Linked DNA regions of Homo sapiens: region 1 is linked to region 2. The links are chromatin contacts, found by Hi-C or POLR2A ChIA-PET in ENCODE. All regions are on one chromosome and are shown on one strand. Each heading gives the region's core, a stretch centred on a gene start or an enhancer-like site at or near the end of the contact. The rest is flanking DNA. Distances are from core to core; before and after follow the strand shown.

What was found. A loop is a pair of places that touch in the nucleus more often than their neighbours do. ChIA-PET counts read pairs that join two places held with the same protein, here RNA polymerase II (POLR2A). Pooled maps may share reads with other maps.
Region 1: a loop to region 2 is called in a map of CD8-positive, alpha-beta T cell, with 25 times the contacts of the local background. The contact joins the promoter of HNRNPUL1 here to the enhancer-like site in region 2. A Hi-C loop is called at or near these places in 1 of 168 maps with a recorded cell type or tissue (CD8-positive, alpha-beta T cell) and 3 of 50 pooled maps. POLR2A ChIA-PET finds 5 or more read pairs at or near these places in 1 of 52 experiments (T-cell).

Annotation. Positions count from the first base shown.
Region 1 is chr19:41,261,629-41,265,961 of GRCh38, reverse strand. HNRNPUL1 (heterogeneous nuclear ribonucleoprotein U like 1) reads right to left here and starts at 1,590. Exons shown (of 15, transcript NM_007040.6): 1 at 1,164-1,590. The coding sequence starts at 1,458. It overlaps AXL (AXL receptor tyrosine kinase), which reads right to left. Exons shown (of 20, transcript NM_021913.5): 20 at 4,196-4,333. RefSeq lists silencers at 1,065-1,114, 1,135-1,204, 1,295-1,534 and enhancers at 1,540-2,078, 2,079-2,618, 2,619-3,158, 3,515-3,604, 3,635-3,684.
Region 2 is chr19:35,212,214-35,216,414 of GRCh38, reverse strand. It overlaps LOC105372379 (a long non-coding RNA gene), which reads right to left. Exons shown (of 3, transcript XR_935938.2): 3 at 509-780. Among named protein-coding and RNA genes, the nearest start is that of FAM187B, 14 kb to the left of the region's middle. RefSeq lists enhancers at 2,389-2,438, 2,479-2,678, 3,927-4,201. Within about 2 kb of position 2,339, at least 25 of the 41 ENCODE cell types and tissues checked have a DNase peak (open chromatin) inside an H3K27ac peak, as active enhancers do; they include CD8-positive, alpha-beta T cell, where a contact is called at or near this core.

The DNA of each region.
Region 1 (4,333 bases), core at 341-2,840, 6.1 Mb before region 2:
TTTCTCCTGGAGACGCTCAGGTCCAGAAACATTCCCCACACTCCACTCTGAGGCCTCCAGTGAAGTCAACAGGTTTCTTTCTCTTTGCTCCCTACGGCCTCCCCCCTCCCCATATTCGCTAAGCCAGATACGTACTCCTGTGCTGGACACAGGATCCTCTGTCTCCCGCCACATATTTCATCCACTTGGAATGTTACCAACTCATCTGCCCCCATCCCACCCCCAGCTACCCTCTGTTCTCCAAAAACCCCACAGTTAGCTCCAGACCAGTCAGCAGCAGCCTCAAGAGTTATTTGCCCTCAGTTTTCTTAGCTCTAGACCCCCAGATCCTTTGTCCAGGAAAGCATCCTCTCCCCCGCCAGCCTCTGGACACCAGGGCTCCCTATACCTCTTCTAGAAGCCAACCAGAAAGTCCCCAGATCTCCCAGCACCTAATGTCCAGGCTGTGCCTGCTTCAAGGGTGGCCTTCCAGCCCCGGAAGAGAGATGGGGGTGCCCCCTAGTTCAATCTCCCGCAGCCCCTAAATGCTCACTAGCCAAACTCCAAAGCACTGAGTCCATTAGGACCCTCCCCAGCCACAGACACCAGCGCCTCCACCTCTCCCACCCACCCCCGTACCCAAATAGGAGAACGCCCAGGATCGCATCCAGCGGCATATTCCAGGATCCTCCTTCCTCAGAACTCTCGCAGCCCCGCACACCTGGACATTCCTTCCCCACCCTGGAAACACGGCTCCCCACCCCCCAGCCCACACGCTGGGCTAGCACGACCGCCAAGCCCACGGAGCTCCGTACCCTAGGATCCCCATTTTCGAGACCCTCCCCAACCCAAACGGAAAACCTCTTGTTCTTCCGACTCTCTTCGGCTCCAGAAAGCAGTTTCCGGTCTCCGATCCCTACGGTACGGAATCCTCCCCGCCACCCCCGTCCCTCACCTCCGAAACCCAGAGGCCCCTCCCCCAGTGTCCCCCCTGCACTGAGTGTCAGGATCCACCCTCCGGTCGTGCTGGGGCCCTGGTCCCCAGATCCTTTTCGGCGGCGGGTAGCGGGATCCCCCGATCCTCAGGTCGTCTCCCCGACCTCAGGCGCTGGACTCCCGCGTCCCACAGCCCTTTCCTCGGCCCAGGCTCCGGGCTCCCCGGCCCCCGCCCCGCGCACTCTCACAATGTCCGTCCGGCCCCGAGTAGCCGCCGGGCTCCGCGTGCGGCTGCAGCCCGGGCGGCGGTGGCTGCGCGGTCCCCTCCAGCTCGGAGCCCCCCTCGGTCTCGACCTCCTCGTTGATGTGCCCGGGTCGCCCCGGTTCGTCGTCGGCGTCGAGCTCCCGCTCGTCGTCAGGCTCCTCGGCCTCCAACGCCGCCTGCAGCCGCTCAGCAAGCTCGGCCTTGAGGCCTCGAGTGTCCAGGCCGCGGCGCTGCAGCTCCTCGCGAAGTTCGTTCACCTTCAGACGGCGCACATCCATGGCCCGGGCCCCCGGGGTGGCCCCCGAGCCCGGCCCGGCCTCCCAGGGCTCTGTCCCCCTTAAACCTTTCCTGTCAGGAGGCGAAGGGGGAAAGGGGGGGGGCCCACTCCAATGGCGGCAGCGGCTCAAAATGGCCGCCGCCACCGCCTCCCCCCTCACTCGTGCCTCGTCCGATGTTACATGAGTGCCAATTGGTCAGTGCGTGGGGCAACGGGCGCGGGCCCGGAAACCTAGCCAATCAGAGCGCCGTTTTCAAAACAACGGCCACGAGAAGGCCTAGGAGCTACTGGGGAGGAAGCGTTGGCCTACGTCGAAGCCGAGGCCGGAGCGGAGGGCGGGAAAAGGCAGGAGGCGGAGCGCTTGCTGATTGGGTAACTCTCGCGCGCCGGCTGCCGTAAGGTCCAATGAAAATAAGGGAGTAACAATTTGGTCCAATCAACGGTAAGATCTCAGAATGAGTGTCCCACGGCCTTTCCTGCGCAGTCCTTTCATCAAACTAAGTGTCTCTGTAACACACATTCCGATTGGTGTACATCTCCCGCCCCTTGAGGAGTCCGAGCGGGTAAAACCACTAGAACCAATCAAATGGAGGGTCGGCAGAAACCCCTCCTTCCTGTTGCCTTTAAGAAACCGGAAAGAGATGAATTCACCAGGAGCCCGCCCCTTGCCGTTAGGGCGGTTTCAAAACAATCTGCCCACCAATCGCAGTTATTGTCTTAGCTCACTAAAGCTGGTAGCGATGGCTCATTTTAGGAAAAGTTCACCAGATTGGCCGTGCTTCAGAGGACTGCCTCACAAATTTCGCTGTAGGAGGAGGTATACGAAATAGAGATTAAGTGGATACACAGTTCGTAATCTGGAAGGAACCCAGTTGCCTTTAGGAAAAGCAAAATTTTGAGTTGAGAGAGTCCCGAAGGTTTGGCTATAGAAACTAGACTAACAACGGGAGGCAAGTTGTAAAGGACACGGCCTCCCCTTCCCTTGGGTAGTCCGCGGCCGCCTTGCTCTATGGTCGGGTACCTGACGTGGAACGGGCGCTCTGCACGCGACCATAGAGCCTTCCCCTCCCGAAAGACATCCAGAAGTTCACCGACCGCTCTCCCGAATCCTCTAATCGGCTGTTCCCGTAAATCGGGCTGTCTGGCGTCTGTACCGACAAGCTCAACCCCACGGATCCGTCATTAACCTTCGCGCTCAGGAATACAAAAGCCACAGAGCTTCCCAGTGTCTAACGCTGCACCACCTGTCGCCTCTAACTCAAAACAAAACTCGAGTAAGACGCAATCGGGATACATGATGCAGACTCCCACTGCCTCCTGAGCCACACGTTAAGCCCGCAAAAGCCACACACTATCTCTACTCAGACAAAGGCACACCCCGCAGTCGTAAACAAACAGGCGTGCGTCAGATCAGACGCATCCAGTTCTTTTTTTTGTTGTTCTTTTTTTTTTTTTTTTTTTTTTGAGACGGAGTCTCGCTCTTGTTACCCTGGCTGGAGTGCAGGGCCTCTATCTCAGCTCACCGCAACCTCCGCCTCCCGTGTTCAAGCGATTCTCCTGCCTCAGCCTTCCGAGTAGCTGGGATTACAGGTCCCCGCCACCATGCCCGACTAATTTTTGTATTTTTAGTAGAGACGGGGTTTCACCATGTTGGCCAGGCTGGTCTCGAACTCCTGACCTCAAGTGATCCGCCCGCCTCGGCCTCCCAAAGTGCTGGGATTACAGGCGTGAGCCACCGCGCCCGGCCCCAATTCCGATCTGCTTTGGGTAAGGCACCCCGCTGCAGTGTAGATGTGCCCACTACGGTCCGCAGAGGCAGGCGGCATCGAATAATAAAGATAACACAGGATAGTTGCACTACAAGCGAACACTACAGCAACCCAAACACACAGCACCCACTCAGCAGCGGGACAGACACTCACGTGGGCCCAGAGGTTCCAGTCCAGACACCCCGCCCCTCGCCCACGTCCGACTTCCTCTCTCTCTCTCTCCTCCCAGCTTCCCACAATGATTTGTTCTAAAAAAGTTTGTGGCCCGGATTGAACTGTCCCCGGTTCTCAGGAGCCGCCACTGGAGGGCGTCCGGGCGCTGCCAAGGGTTTCTCCATTTGCTGCCGGCCACACCCGCGAACGCCCGCTCGCGAGTGCGTGCCAGACACGGTGGGCTGGTCTTCGCTGGAGGCCCTTTGTGGGTCCGTGATGATCGGAGGTGTTCTGTGCCTGTGTTTCTATGTCAGTCTGAACGTTCGGGGTTGTGAGTACCTGTTGTACTCTACATGTCTCTTGAGTATTTGTGTCACTTGACTCTAGGTCTGTGTCTCTTCCTATTCGTGGCGGGTATCTGCCTGAGCATGTTTGTAAATATGCTTGTGTCTGTGTAATTCTGTGTGTCTGTGTTACTCTATGCGTCTGAGTTTCAGTCTCTGTATTTGTGACCAGGTCCTCCTGGGTGTGTCCATTAATTCATGTGTCTGTTAGTTTGCGGCGGAACAGGTGTGTGTGTGTGTGTGTGTGTCTGTGATCCTGGATCTGTATGCCAGTTCCTCACTGGGGGTTTCTGAGAACCTGCATCTCTTTGCTTGTATGTCTTTTTGTCTATCTGTGTGTTCATTTCTACCCTCTCTAGTGAGGACAGAATTCCAAGACCCTACCAAGCCCTTCTTTTTTCTGATGGGGGAACTGAATTGCCAGGGAATGGGGCCACATCACAGCTAAAAGGAGACAAGAGGAGACAGAAGCTCGTTGATATACAAAGTTTTATGTGACCTGAGCCCCTCTGGAGGCACCAGAGTCCACACTCTGTACTCAGAAGGTGAGGGATTGGCTCACGGGGGCAACATGGCCCGAAAGGTGGGAGATCGTCCATCCCCTGCGGGA
Region 2 (4,201 bases), core at 1,090-3,589:
AGTAACAGCCTGGATTCTAACCCATGATGCATGTGGCCTCCACATGGCCTACTCTCTTAAGCTGTATCACTTCTTTTTTTTTTTTTTTTTTTCTGAAATGGAGTCTTGCTCTGTCGCCCAGACTGAAGTACAGTGGCATGATCTTGGCTCACTGCAATTTCCACCTTCCAGGTTCAAGTGATTCTCCTGACTAAGCCTCCTGAGTAGCCGGGATTACACATGCATGCCACCACGTCTGACTAATTTTTTTTTTTTTTTAGTAGAGATGGGGTTTCACCATGTTAGCCAGGCTGGTCTCGAACTCCTGACCTCAAGTGGTCCACCACCTCAGCCTCTCAAAGACCTGGGATTACAGGCGTGAGCCACCACACCCTGCTGTATCACTTCTGTTCCTCTCCTTAGCTTCCCTCAGCTTCTCATATAGCTTCCCTTTCTGTTATTTGAGCCCCCAAGAGCTTTCTGTATTAAAACACATTTGGCTGGAAGTAACAGACATCTGAGCAAAGCATTCTAAGCTAAGAAGGAATTTATTGGGTCTTGGAACTGAGAGCCAATACATTGAGAGTCCAGGGTTTGAGTTTTGCTTCAGGCACAGTTAGATCCAGGTGCTCACACAATGTCCTCGAAAGTCATCTTCCTCCATCTCTCTACTCCACTTTTTTTCTGCATTCCCTTAATCCTCAAGCAGATGCTTCCCACAAAGAGATGAGGTGTCCTTCAGCAGCTCCAGGATTCCATCACAGCAGCTTAGCAACCTTGATGCGGGGTGAGCACAACCACCTGTAACAAGAACATCAATGGTAGCAACAACATTGGAGTATTTACTGTGTGCCAGGCTCTCGTCTGAGTACTTGGCGGGTGTTTGCTTATTTTATCCCTATTACACCCTATAAGGTACAGATAATCATCACTCCCATTTTACAGATGAAGGAACTGAGGCACAGACATTACAGGAAAGGGGTCCGGATCCAGACCCCAAGAGAGGGTTCTTGGATCTCGCACAAGAAAGAATTCAGGGCAATTCCGTAGAGTAAAATGAAGGCAAGTTTATTAAAAAAGTAAACGAATAAAGAATGGCTACTCAATAGACAGAGCAGCCCTGAGGGCATCTGGCTGCCCATTTTTATGGTTATTTCTTGATGTTACGCTAAACAAGGGGTGGGTTATTCATGTCTCCCCTTTTTAGACCATATAGGGTAACTTCCTGATGTTGCCATGGTATTTGTAAACTGTCATGGTGCTGATGGGAGTGTCATATTGAGGACGAACAGAGGTCACTCTGGTTTTGGTGGGTTTTGGCCAGCTTCTTTACTGCAAACTGTTTTATCAGCAAGGTCATTATGACCTGTATCTTGTGCTGACCTCCAATCTCATCCTGTGAGTTAGAATGCCTAACCATCTGGGAATGCAGCCTCATTTTACCCAGCCCCATTCAAGATGGAGTTGTTCTGGTTCACATGCCTCTGACACAGAGAGATTATATCCAGGTTTAAGGTTACATTGGTTGCAAGTGGTGGAGCTGAGCGTTGAACCCAACTGGGCTGGGTCTAGAGTCCTTGCTCTTAACTATCACTAGCAGAAAAATAATAATAGCAAAACGTTTTTCAGAGCAGATAATCTGTGCCTGGCATTATTCTGAGTATCAGGAAATCATGATCATGATCAACATCCATTGAATCCTTCCAGCAGCCCCATGAGGTAGATTCTATGAGGCATTACCTTCATTTCACAGAGGGGGGAAATTGAGGTACTGAGAGCATAGACAAGCCTGAGGTCCTCTATGGAGCAGCTGGGACTTGAACCTAGGCAGCGGGGTTCCAGAGTCCACATCTGCCACCCCCAGGGCCTCATCCCTGAGTCAGGGGTGAGGTCAGCCTCAGAGAACTTCATGAAGTAAGATGGAGGGAGGGGCCCAGGACAGCCCAGCAAGCTCACGAGTCATGTGTCCACCTTTCCCTCCTCTCCCCTCTTCCCATAGCCGGGTCCAGTCTTCCCAGAATTCACCTGTGAATAGACTGACCAAATGCAAGCTGGACCAGTGGGGTGAGTCCAGGCAAAGCCAGCAAAGAGGCCAGTGGCCCAGCCTGAGCCACAAGGCGGGGCTTGCCAGGGCCCACAGTGGCTGGTGTAAACCTATGCCAAGGAGGGCATGGGGGTGGAAGGGAAGACCCCCTCATTCCCCAGGGCAGCTGGGGCTCACTTCGAGTCCTGCCTCACGCACCTGCACGTGACTATAACCTTGACACTCATCAGACCTCTGCAAAACAATCCTCGTCCACTGCCCTGACAGGAAGCCTGGGCAAGATGCCAAGTCATATTTAATGCGTTTATGAGAAACCAAGACATGGCTATTTATAGCCCTTTGATTCATCTGCCAAGTGAGAACCGGGTACATGCAATGACATCTTACGAGTGGAAAGTAGGCAATGCCGTCTGCCCCTTACCATAGACAACAGGCACACCTTGCTGCGTGGGCTCAACAGGTTCTCACGCCAACCTGTGGAAATGCCACGGACAATGGTCCCCATTCTGCAGTGCAGAAACTGAGGCTTGGGAAGGGACAGTCACTTGCTTCATGGACAAAGTGTGGCAGGGCTGGGGATGGAATCCAGGCGGACTCTTAACTCACCCTGCAAGCTGTCTCGGCTACACGGTCCACACCCCACTGTCAACTCCTTTAAAGACAAAATTCTTGGCCGGGCGCGGTAATCCCAGCACTTTGGGAGGCCAAAGTGAGTGGATCATGAGGTCAGGAGTTTGAGACCAGCCTGGCCAATATGTTGAAACCCCGTCTCTACTAAAAATACAAAAATTAGCTGGGCATGGTGGCGTGTACCTATAATCCCAGCTACTCAGGAGGCTGAGGCAGAAGAATCACTTGAACCCAGGAGGTGGGGTTGCAGTGAGCCGAGATCATGCCACTGCACTCCTGCCTGGGTGACAGAGCAAGACTCCGTCTCAAAACAAAACAAAACAAAACAACTGTTTTCTGAATAGTTCATGGGACTCTTTGGAAACATTCTGCTTGTTTCCTGCCTTCTTTTTTCAGCCCTATCTCTTCTTTCTGGCCCTCTTCCTTCTTCTTTGATATTAAAATACTTTTCTTTTTTTTTTCTTTTGAGATGGAGTCTTGCTGTGTTGCCCAGGCTGGAGTGCAGTGGTGCGACCTTGGCTCACTGCAACCTCCACCTCCTGGGTTCAAGTGATTCTCCTGTCTCAGCCTCCCCAGTAGCTGGGATTACAGGTGTGCATTACGATGCCCAGCTAGTTTTTGCATTTTTTTTTTTGAGACAGAGTCTTGCTCTGTTGCCCAGGCTGGAGTGCAGTGGTGTGATCTTGGCTCACTGCAAGCTCCTCTTCCCGGGTTCACGCTATTCTCCTGCCTCAGCCTCCCGAGGAGCTGGGACTACAGGTGCATGCCACCACGCCCGGCTAACTTTTTTCGTATTTTTTTTTCAGTAGAGGTGGAGTTTCATTGTGTTAGCCAGGATGGTCTCGATCTCCTGACCTCGTGATCCGCCTGCCTCGGCCTCCCAAAGTGCTGGGATTATAGGCGTGAGACACCGTGCCCGGCCTAGTTTTTGTATTTTTAGTAGAGATGGGGTTTTGCCATGTTGGCCAGGCTGGTCTTGAACTCCTGACCTCAAGTGATATGCCCACCTCAGTCTTCCCAAGTACTGAGATTACAGGTGTGAGCCCCCAGGCCCGGCCTAAAATGCTTTATTTCTTGTCTCTCCTTTCTTCATTCCTTTCCCCCTTCCTTTCCTCTTTTTCCTTTATTTCTTCATCTCTTTTATTCAAGGCAATAAACATGATATTAGCAATTGCTGATGTTAGAATGGGCTCACAAGTATCCCAAGTCTTCCTCGCCCAGCCTCTGTTGATTCTCAAGTACATACCACGATTCCCCCCATTTCACGGACATGGTGGGAATGCCAGGGCGGCTCCTCCCAGCTGAGTCCCCAGTGCATTTGGTTTGCTCCTGTCACTGACACCCGTGGTGTTGTGGCCACTGAGGCTGAAATCCAAAAGAGGGCACCAGAAATGCATCGAGAAAGTGCCCACCCTTGAGGAAATCTGATGTTCGATTTGTCCTTACTCTGCAGTGATCTTTTTTGGTGGGAGGTTCCTGGAGGTGTCCCCATTGCCTTTCATGGGGTCTCCTCTCTGTGCCTAAGTTTCCCCCTATGTAAAATGGGGT